4 separate regions of the Homo sapiens genome follow, and regions 2, 3 and 4 are each linked to region 1. The links are chromatin contacts, found by Hi-C or POLR2A ChIA-PET in ENCODE. All regions are on one chromosome and are shown on one strand. Each heading gives the region's core, a stretch centred on a gene start or an enhancer-like site at or near the end of the contact. The rest is flanking DNA. Distances are from core to core; before and after follow the strand shown.

Region 1 (2,509 bases), core at 7-2,506:
TCACACGGACGCGCATGAAACCTTGGTCGTGGGCCCTCGTGGTAGAGCCCATGTCCCCCAAGATTTCTTTGGCTGTGTTACCTTAGATTTGAACAAGCACTGTACCTAAGGCGGGCGCCTTCCTCCTCCCGCTTTCAGGAATGCCCTGCTCTGCCATTCTTTTGCTTTCTCACTTCTCTAATACACTTGCTTTCACTTTAGTCCGTGGACTCGCCCCGAATTCTTTCCTACGCGACATCCAAGAAGCCTCTCGCTGGGTCTGAGTGGAGACCTCTTTCTGGTAATAAACGGACTAGGGAGATTCGACTTTGAAGGTGAAAACAAAAACCACCATCCAGTTTATAAGAAGGCGCTCGAGGCCGGGAACGGTGGCTCAGGCCTGTAATCCCAGCACTTTGGGAGGCTGAGGTGGTGGGGCGGGGGGAGGGAATCACCTGAGGTCACGAGTTCGAGACCAGCCTGACCAATATGGTGAAAACCCGTCTCTACTAAAAATATAAACATTAGCCGGGCGTGGTGGCGCACGACTGTAATCCCAACTACTCGGGAGGCTGAGGCAGGAGAATCGCTTGAATCCGGGAGGCAGAGGTTGCAGTAGGCCAAGATCGTGCCACTTCACTCCAGCCTGGGCGAACAAGTTAAACTCTCCATCTCAAAAAAAAAAAAAAAAAAAGGGCGGCACTGGAAACAGCTGGGAGTGACAGGGCCAGGGATGAGGGATCGCAAGCTGCTGGTGAGAAAGGAGCTCAGAGGCTGCCTGGCCTACGGGCCAGGAGACCTCAGCGCAAAAAGCGCAGGACTCGTTCCCCTGCTCTACAGCTGAGTGCCCAGGACGGATCTCACTGGCTGAAAAAAACAGAAGAGAAGGCACCCAATGCAAAATCAAATGTCAGCGAACGAGGGGTCCTTTAACAGGCGGCCCACACGGCCCCTCCTGGCGCCGAGACCCAGCCCCTCCGGGCCACCCCGGCCAGGTACGACCAGCAGGGTCACCTGCGCGCGTCCCCCGAGACGGGGCCTCCTGATGTGAAGCGACCCCAGTGGCACCTCACACGATTCCCGAGGGTTGCGGGCGGCCTCTCCTCAGCCCTGCAGCTCCCACACGCGGACACCGCGGGCCTCGGCCATGTCCACTGACCGACCTTCCTCGCCGGAACTCCTCGCGCATCGCCGGCCCCTCAGCGGCGACTAGCGCGCGAACATCCTGGAAGACGCGTTGCCGGCCCCACGTGAGCCGACGCCCCAAAGCGCGGCTGCTGGCGCCGGCTACGAGATCAAGGTCGGCGCGTGCGCGCTTGCGCGAGACCGGCATTCTCAGCCCCGCGCCGGTTTCCAGGGAGCTGGGCGCATGCGCCGCGTAAGGGGCCCGGCCGGCGGAAGGAGGTGCTACTGCCGGAAGCGCCGGCGCGCTTGCGCAGTAGCTGAACGCGGGCGTTTCTTTCCTCCCTTTTTTTCGAATTGGTTTTGGGGGTAGATTCGAGTTACAAAATGGCCGCCCGGAGCGTGTTCGGCGCGGTTCCCCCAGCTGTCTCTGGCTGAACCGGCGCTCTCGCCTCCCTGCCGAACACAGCGTGAGGAGCCCCCCCAGGGATATGGTGTTTGAGTCTCTGGGCTTGCCGAGCACTAAGTCCTCTGAGTTCCGCAGCGCAGCACCGGAAGCGGCCGAGCGCGCTCAGCCCGGCGACCCCTGCGGGCTCCAGACCCCTGCGCCGCTGCGCCCCGGGTTTCGCCGCAACCAAGACCCAGCGAGTGCAGCGGCGGCCGCCGAGGAGGTGAGGAGCGGCGGCGGGCGCGGGAGGAGAAGAGGCTGAGGGCGGGAGCCTGGTGCTGAGAGCCCAGGGCCGGGAGGGCGGGAGCGGGCTCGGGCCTGGGAGGGGAGTGCGAGTGCAGGGCTGGGGACTGGACCCTGGGGAGGGAGGTGCGGGTTCAGCGCCGGGGGACGGGCCCCTGGGGAGGGGTGCGGGGCCGGGGGACCAGACCCTGGGGAGGGGCTTAAGGGGCTGGAGGACGGGACCCTGGGAAGTGGGGTACAGGGCTAGAGGTCGGGACTCTAGGGAGGGAGCCTGGGTCGGGCGCACGGGCCGGGCGGGGCGCGCGGTGGGGGAGCGACGGGTGGAGGGTGGGGTGGGATGACAGCGGCGACGCAGCCCCGGCTGTTTTTGAAGCGGGGCCCGGGCCCCACCGGGCTGCGGCGTCCGACTCGAGTGAGACTCTCCCCTGCGGCCCCGCCGGAGGTAGGGGGCTGGCAGGGCTGTCCTGGCGTGGTCTTCTCCGTTTCCTTCCTAGCGATTCCTCTCGAGCTTCCTCTCCCCCTGGCCGCCCCTCGTCTCTCTTCTCTTGGGCGCATTACCTCTCTGGCCTGTCTTACTGCGTTCCCGGGTTATTCATCACCCATTTGCTCGGTTCCATTAAGAACCAGCTTGGAGATTAGGTATTTCTGTCTCCTTACTTGGCCCCCTTGTTGTTTTCCTCCAACAAGGCACTTCACTATTAAGTGTAGCCAAATCTG
Region 2 (2,509 bases), core at 1-2,500, 1.6 Mb after region 1:
CCCTGGGGCCTTCTGAGCCCTACTAGGAGAGGATTCTAGGAGAGTAGGACGCCTTGCACATAGTAAGTACTAAGTCAATGTTACTTACCAGTAAATGAAGAGGCATGGGAAATTGTTATTATTTTTGAGACGGAGTTTCGCTCTGTCGCCCAGCCTGGAGTGCAGTGGCACGATCTGGGCTCACTGCAAGCTCTGCCTCACGGGTTCACGCTATTCTCCTGCCTCAGCCTCCAGGGAAATTCTTAATCAGAAAATATGTCTTAGATTTTTGTTTTAAAAGAGAACTGGCAGGAGCTCCAAATACACTAAAGCTCCAGTCTGAAATGACAGTCCCTGAGCATTCAATCTTTGGTCTAAGAAGCACAGAAATGTAATGCAAACCAGACACGGTTTTTTTAGTGATTTTCTGCACACACACACACACACACACACACACACAGTAAAAAGATCTAGTCATAACGTGTGCACCTGCAGTTCCAACTACTGGGGAGGGTGAGGCAGGAGGATCACTAGAGGGCAGGAGTTCGAGACTAGCCTGGGCAACATAGCAAGACACCCACCCCCAGTCCCCCCCGGAAAAAAAGAATAAAAAAGGTAAAAATAATTTTAAAAAGAGTAAAAGGAATGTAAAAATAATTTTAATGCATTTTATTTAATCCAATACATTAAAAATGTTACCTAACATGCAAACAATATACAAATTATTTTATACGACGTCTTTGGAATCCTGTATTTTACACGTAAAGCGCATCTCACTCCGGACTAGCCAGGTTTCAAGCACGTGATAGCCGCACAAGGCTGGAACCCAGGCCTGGGGAATTAATTCTTGTCCTCGGTGCTCAAACCATTCTTCCCTTCAAGCCTGGCCTAATCCCCAGTCTCTCTCATCTCTTCGAATACGCTCCGCGGTTATGCCCCTCACCTCACTGCACTGCAAATATTTCGTCCACTGAGTATTTGCTGATCGTCACTCAGTGCCGGGTGACCCAGCTTGACCAGCACCCGCAGCCGCCCTGCCACTGTTGGGCCGGGTATGGTGTGTCTGGCTTCCCTCTGTTCTGGGCCGGCTCCGAAACGCGCTCAAGAGAAATCGGAATCAGACACGGGGCAGTTCAGCTTTGGAAATGAGGAGCTCGAGGCTCCTGGGAGTCCGTTGCGGGCAGGTGGGCGCCGCTGTTGTGTCGGGAGAGCCAGGAGCGACAGACTCAAACTCAGAAACCCAACCACCTCCGCTCCCTCCGCGATGCGTGTAACGTGCGTTGCGCGGCGTCGCCCTTTAATAACGACGGGCGCTCGGAGTGCTGCGTCACTCGCCACCAGGGACTTAGGCGGGACTTCCGGGCGCGCGTAGGCACAACTTCCGGAAGGAGGCGGAAGAGCTTCTCGGCTCTAGGCTCTGGAGTCCCGGGAGCAGTGAGGGGCCACCCGGGGCACAGGAAAGGGCCGCTAGGGGAGGGCCGGGTGCACTCGGGGTGTCTGGGCCGCGGGTCTGAGGGATGAGGAGGGGCCATGGCCAGCGACGGGGCCAGGAAGCAATTCTGGAAGCGCAGCAACAGCAAGCTCCCGGGCAGGTGGGTGTGCCGCGGAGGGCCAGGTCGGGGTCAGGGGTCAGAGGTCAGGTGGCCGCGTTGGCCTCCTGGGCTGCGGGTGGAGTCGGGGGTCTGGAGAGGGCAACTTGGACTCTGAGGAGACTGCTGGATGGTGTGACGGGCGTTGGGGGGCTCGGAGGTCGGAGCGTGGGGTCTGGGGGTGACAGTGGCTGCACGTAGGATCGAGGCTTGCAAGGACGAGGAGGAGCTATTGGCGTTTTTCCTGACACTGGCAGGCTTCTTTCCGAGAAACTCCTGGGCTCCTTGGGGAGGCTGGAAGGAACTGATTCGGGTCATGCTGTGAAGTTTGGTGGAGTCCGGAAGCTGGCCGGGCTGAGGCCCCCCGTCTGCTGGGTGGATCAGTTTCTGCAGGGGGTGTGGTGTTTTTGACCCACTTGATTTGCCTGTGGTCTCTTGAGGGCTGCGGCTCTTGCCTTGAGCATAGAAGAGGACTAGAGTTTCCCTGTGAGTTTCCATGTTTCTGCTTGCTGGTGTCAAAACCACCTCCTATGTTGTGTTAGCAGGAAGTTTTTTTTTTTTTTTTTTTTTTTTTTTTTTTTTTCTTCGGCTGGAATGACCTGGGTACACCCTAGATGCTATACAGCTCCAGAGCTCCAGAGTCCTTGTCTGATTGCTGTGGCGCTGAGCTATGCCAGGGCCCTAGGGAATGAGACATTACGTGGAGGGTACCTAGGATAAAATCAGCCACTGGTGAAAACAGATCAGAGATAAGCAAACGTCAAGATTTCAGAACATAGTTCTGTTCCAAAGCTGAAGTCTGGAATGCTGAAAATTATGAATTGTGTTACGAAGATAAGTCTGAGTAGAATCATTCATAAACACAGTAAAATGGTTTGTACTCCTGTTTCATAATAAATATTATTGTTTGAGTGTTTGAATGATAAACTTTGGAATTTACT
Region 3 (2,509 bases), core at 4-2,503, 1.4 Mb before region 1:
ACTTGGGACACCGAGGCACGAGAATCGCTTGAACCCGGGAGGTGGAGGTTGCAGTGAGCTGGGATCGCTGCACTCCAGCCTGGGTGACAGAGGAAGACTCCATCAGGAAAGAAAAGGAGAGGCGAGGGGAGGGAAGGGGAGGGGAGCGGAGGGGAAGGGGAGGGGAGGAGAGAGGAGGGGAGGAAGGGAAGAAAGGGGAAGGGAAGGGAGGGGAGGGGAGGGAGAAAAGAAAAGAAAAGAAAAAAGAAAAGAAAAGAAGAGTCCTCTTAACAGGGGCAAGACATCCTGAAAGGCAAAGATTTGGAGAGAAAGGAAGGGAGTAGAGAGAGGGGTGATTTGGACAACCTTCAAGTAAGCCCTATACAGATGTATACCTCACAAAGTGCTTCCAAACAAAATTTCTGAGGGAGGCAGGGGTAATTATGTGCAGGCTGTGGGAGAAGAGTGTAAAAGAGCAGAGATTTTGCCGTGATACAGAAATGAGTTTGAATTCTGGCTCAGAAACTTCCTAAGATAGTTGTGTGACTTTGGAAAAGCCCCTTCACCCCACAGGTTTCAAGTCCTCGTCTGTCTACAGGAGGGAGTCAATCATGACATTCACAAGACTGCTGTGGGCACAAATGAAATCAGGGGCATGAGACATGTTGTAAACTGGAGAGATTTAGGGCGTTTCCACACACATTTCCCAGCTGATTCTCACAGAGAGGCAGGGAAGAAGACGTCACCACCGTCAGCGTTGTTTATCGTTCTTCTCCACATATCAGGTAAGCTACGGGAACAGGGGCCCTACTGTTCCCCACAGGGCCCCAGGGCCTACAACATGCCTGGCACAAGCAGACGCGCCATGAACACCTGAATAAACGAATCACCACCCCTTCGTCCCTGGGGGTGGGCAGCAGCGCCGGCCTTCTCAGGGCAGTGAGACCCACGGAGCTGCCCGCCCGCCCGGCCCCTCCTCGGCCTGTCGCACGCGCGTGGCCACCCCGAATACAGCCTTACCGGGAACCCCTCCTCGATTCTCCGCCTAGCTGGGCCGGCACCCGCGTGCGCGGACCCCAAGCCGCGGGGTCTCAGAGGGGCTGCCCATTCGGCGTCTCTAGGACGCTGTTGCCCGAGAGACGACGGCAGTCGCTGACTGGAGAATGAGCCTACGCGCCTGGCAAGAAGCTGAGCTGTGATTGGTCAATTGGAGATAAACGAGGAGGGGGCGGGGCCAGGTCAGTCCCGCGCCTCCGCTCCCGGAAGAAATTTCCGCCGGAAGTCCCGTTCTCTGGGGAGCGGGAACCCTGGCGACCCGTGTCATGGGAGCGGGTTTCTGTTACGTGGGCTTTAGCGCGAGCTGGGCGGTCGGCCCGGTCCCACCGAACTGCATAGGGCCGTGTAGCCGGGGGAAGTCAGCCCCCTGCTCTGAGAAGCAGACTCTGCATCTGTAAAAGGCTAAGCGTGCCCACTGGGGCCTGTGGTCAGGATTGGCTGCAGTGAGGTCCGCAAAGCCCCTACCGCATCCTGCGCCTTCGTTAGGGTGAGCAGTCATGGGGACTCGCATTGTGCCACCACGTAGCGGGTCTCACTGGGTCCGCTTGTCTGCTCGAGGAGACAGCCGGTGAGGACGGGAGCTGGCCTGCTTTGCCCAGGCTGTAACCTCAGCCTCCGCCCATACCCACAGTAAGCATCCATTCCATTGATATTCGCTAAATGAGTGAATTATTACTAAGACAGAGGGCCGAGTGGAAGCGCCATAAATCACGTGAGTGAATGTAATTGTTGTCGCTGACCCTATGGAGCACTTCCCTTGCCAGGCACTCACCCATCCTAGGTATGTACTTTACATGTAATTGTCATCTTCATTTGTCTTCACAACAACCCTGTGAGGTGGGTGCTGTGGTTACTCCCATTTTACAGATAGGTAACTGAGGCACACAGAGCATTTTGTTCAAGGACACACTGCCAGTCAGGGGTAGGAGCAGAATGAGAACCTATGGAGCTTGCTCTTAGGCACCCTGCCACACTGCTCACTGTGGGAGAGAAGCAGCCAGGCAGACGTGTGCAGCTTGGAATTCCTTGCACACATGGCTGCGGCAGGTCAATTAGGTGCCCTGGTGTGTGCTGCAAAGATGGATACTATGCGGTCCCTGCTGGGCACTCTGACTACTTCACTGGGCAGCTAGTTTTCCTGTTCACCAAGAGAATTCTTTCCCATGGCTTGTCTCAGACCTCCCGCACTCACTACTTCCTCACCGGACTCAATGACCATGGGTCTTATCCCATTGAGAAAATGTAATGCATAAGAATGGAATGCACTCCTTCACAATCACTTTGGCATTCATCGCCTCTTTTCCTCTTGCCCCAAAAGAGGGTCTCTTACAGAGGCCAGTCCCTCTAACTGTGTCCTGGATCCCTCCCCATTTGCCTTCTTTATTATAGGCAGTGCTCTAAGTGTGGTCTGGGAATCCCTGGGGATCCTGAGACCCTTTCAGACTGTCCATGGGGCCAAAAAATACTTTCATAA
Region 4 (2,509 bases), core at 4-2,503, 1.1 Mb after region 1:
CCCAATTACTTCCCACCAGGCCCCACTTCCAACATTGGGATCACATTTCAACATGAGATTTTGAGGGGACACACATCCAAACTACAGCAAATCCTATTGGGGGCAGAAATGAATCTGCCATACATAGGCCACACCTACTATGTGCTGACATGATACAGGGAGAGGAGTATCAGGAATGACTGTTGGGGATCCCTCTGCCATTCTCCCATGAGCAGACATCCCCAGGATGAGCTGAGGGGAATGCAATGAGCAGGCCAAACTCTTTCCAAGCTGTTTGACCACACCCACCTACCCCAGCACTCTCAGCCCCTGCCTGGTGCCCTGTGCTGAGCTGGGTGAGGCTGGGGAGACTGGTGAGTGAGGGCTGCCCTGCCCTTTTTGAGCCCCCAGTCTTCTGGTGAAGGAACATAGCAACATGGAGTGATTGGTATGGATGATGCAAAACCAGGGACATGGGACCCAGAAGTGCCCGAGCCAGCCTGGAAGGCCTCTGCCCTGGGCCCCGGGTGGCTGTTTGCTGCACAGCTCTCCCCACAGCCTGCCCCAAATAAACAGCTTATCTTCGTCCCTGAAAATGGTGCTCTCGAGTTCCATCCTTTTCAGAGCGGGTCCTCCCAGACTCCTCTTCCTGCATCCTCCTCCATCCCGCTTAGTGACACTTTGCCGTGGGTGGAGCCCCTCATTTGATCCTCAAGCCCCCGAGGTGGGTATTATACCTCGTTCGCAGGCAAAGGCTCAAGCGAGGTCAGTCTTAAGTTGCTGCCCACTGACCCGTCTACCAGTCCTGTCCTTGCGTCTCCATGGCTCAGGTCAGGGTTATCCTATCTGCTTCCCACCTCTCTCCAACACATGCACTCCCCAAGGCAGGCTCCATCACCGGGCCCCAGCCCCTGGCTCTCTCCTCCAACGCAGCTCCCCAGCCGGCCTGTAAAACCGAGGACAGGCTCCCGCCACGCCCTCGGCGGTCCTCAGGCCTTGGCGGTTGGGGAAGCCCGCCAAGGGCGACGGTTCCCCTCCAGCCCCACAGGCTGTGCAGCTCCGGCAATGAGTCTCCCTCAGGTCTCTGGGTCAGCCGGCGCCCCAGTGCGTGCCTCGGGGGCAGGGATCCCGGCTTTTCACTACTGTTAGTAACAGCTCGCGCGCGCTGCTTCACAGCAGGTGGGTGAGCCTACTTTTAGTCTTCCCATCGACACCCTTAGATGGCAGTTTTAACTTTCTCCCTACACACAAGGAGCTGCTATACATGGTTCCGGCTTGACGCGGATACCTAGTGACACTTGGCGGCCAGGCCGGGCAGACTTCCGGGTGGGTGATCCCTGGCGCTGTGCGGAGCCATTCGCTGCGCTGAAGCAGTGCGCATGCGCACTGGACGCTTCTTACCAGCGTCCTGACTACAATACCCAGGACGCACCCAGCCCGCCGCCTCTCGGAGCCCTTTTCAAACCGACCAATCGGCAACCCGCGTCTCCCGGCGCCGCGTTTAAATCCGTGCCGGAGGCGCGTCCTGCATCGTCTGCCGCTTTGGGTAAGGTGGGGTCAGGGTCGGGGGCGAGGCTTGCCCGGTGGGCCCGGTGCGGCGCGGTGCCCGCCGTTTTCGGGACGGGGAGGGGCCGCGCCCCGCCAGGAGCCGGGCCTGGGCTCGAGCAGGGGTCACTGAGGCCCCTCGCGCCGTGGTCGGGGATGCCGGGAGGTCTAGGGCTGCCCCCCAGGCAAACAGAGCCCCCAACACTCTGGCCCAGAAGCCGAGAATTCCGTTATCTCGTCTGATGGCGTTCGGGCTGACTCCCGGCCTGGCGGCACTCGGGCCCTGGGGTCCCCTGGGATGCGATCATTTCAGAGCGGCCCCCGCGCCGCCTCTCCCAGACCTGGCCGCGGCCTTCAGCTCTCTCTGCCTCTGTGAGCCGAGGGCTGAAGGAAGCCGGAGCCCTGGGCCCTGACACGTACTCACTTTCTGGCCCCGTTCCACCCTGCAGTGACTTCTGACAGCTCTCTCCATGGAAGGAGGCGGCGGCCGCGATGAGCCTTCAGCCTGCCGGGCAGGGGACGTGAACATGGATGACCCTAAGAAGGAAGGCAAGTCCTTGCTGCTGCGGCGCTGTTGTTGTTCAGGATGTTCAGTAGAGATGGAGGGTGATTTAATGTTTCCCTGAGAAATTCTTTCTCAAGTGCTCGACTTGTACTCTGCACCTGTGAAACACATGACATCTGCCTTCGTTTTCTGGTTTTCTTTCACCTCCTCCCCATTTTAAGTTTCATCACAGCCAGGATTCTCATCCGTTTTATTTACCGCAGTGCTCCCATGCCCTGAACAGCACCTAACACTTTGTGGGCTCTCAAATATTTATTGTATTGAATTCGATGTTTTCTTTTTTGTTTGTCGCTGGTTTCTGTTTGCTAAGACTTATTTAGGATCTTTGAGACCATGTTAATGAGTAAGCCTGGCCCCAAACCCCTTTCTTCTTGTGTCTTTGACTGGTTTGGGTATCAAGGTGAGGGTACAGCTTCACAG

The links. Hi-C counts contacts between places; a loop is a spot of excess contacts on that map. ChIA-PET counts read pairs that join two places held with the same protein, here RNA polymerase II (POLR2A). Pooled maps may share reads with other maps.
Region 2: a pooled map shows a loop between it and region 1 (7-fold over the local background). The contact joins the promoter of TBC1D22A-DT here to the promoter of NUP50-DT in region 1. A Hi-C loop is called at or near these places in 1 of 37 single-sample maps with no recorded cell type and 6 of 50 pooled maps. POLR2A ChIA-PET finds 5 or more read pairs at or near these places in 1 of 52 experiments (activated CD8-positive, alpha-beta memory T cell).
Region 3: a map of CD4-positive, alpha-beta T cell shows a loop between it and region 1 (6-fold over the local background). The contact joins the promoter of EFCAB6-DT here to the promoter of NUP50-DT in region 1. A Hi-C loop is called at or near these places in 3 of 168 maps with a recorded cell type or tissue (CD4-positive, alpha-beta T cell, ascending aorta and vagina), 1 of 37 single-sample maps with no recorded cell type and 10 of 50 pooled maps.
Region 4: a map with no recorded cell type shows a loop between it and region 1 (14-fold over the local background). The contact joins the promoter of GTSE1-DT here to the promoter of NUP50-DT in region 1. A Hi-C loop is called at or near these places in 2 of 37 single-sample maps with no recorded cell type and 9 of 50 pooled maps. POLR2A ChIA-PET finds 5 or more read pairs at or near these places in 2 of 52 experiments (PC-9 and activated naive CD8-positive, alpha-beta T cell).

What each region holds. Positions count from the first base shown.
Region 1 is chr22:45,162,525-45,165,033 of GRCh38, forward strand. NUP50-DT (NUP50 divergent transcript) reads right to left here and starts at 1,257. Exons shown (of 3, transcript NR_038956.1): 1 at 1,053-1,257. NUP50 (nucleoporin 50) reads left to right here and starts at 1,401. Exons shown (of 8, transcript NM_007172.4): 1 at 1,401-1,772. RefSeq lists silencers at 913-962, 1,733-1,962, 1,993-2,172 and an enhancer at 1,330-1,852.
Region 2 is chr22:46,761,278-46,763,786 of GRCh38, forward strand. TBC1D22A-DT (TBC1D22A divergent transcript) reads right to left here and starts at 1,251. Exons shown (of 1, transcript NR_186691.1): 1 at 634-1,251. TBC1D22A (TBC1 domain family member 22A) reads left to right here and starts at 1,373. Exons shown (of 13, transcript NM_014346.5): 1 at 1,373-1,571. The coding sequence starts at 1,510. RefSeq lists enhancers at 420-1,254, 991-1,120, 1,821-1,900 and a silencer at 2,021-2,080.
Region 3 is chr22:43,811,169-43,813,677 of GRCh38, forward strand. It overlaps EFCAB6-DT (EFCAB6 divergent transcript), which reads left to right and starts at 1,254. Exons shown (of 2, transcript NR_186822.1): 1 at 1,254-1,816. EFCAB6 (EF-hand calcium binding domain 6) reads right to left here and starts at 1,137. Exons shown (of 32, transcript NM_022785.4): 1 at 1,000-1,137. RefSeq lists a silencer at 659-900 and enhancers at 1,232-1,501, 1,743-2,509.
Region 4 is chr22:46,295,407-46,297,915 of GRCh38, forward strand. It overlaps GTSE1-DT (GTSE1 divergent transcript), which reads right to left and starts at 1,254. Exons shown (of 1, transcript NR_024009.1): 1 at 1-1,254. It overlaps GTSE1 (G2 and S-phase expressed 1), which reads left to right and starts at 1,464. Exons shown (of 12, transcript NM_016426.7): 1 at 1,464-1,525; 2 at 1,974-2,073. The coding sequence starts at 1,995. RefSeq lists a silencer at 1,522-1,721 and an enhancer at 1,872-1,981.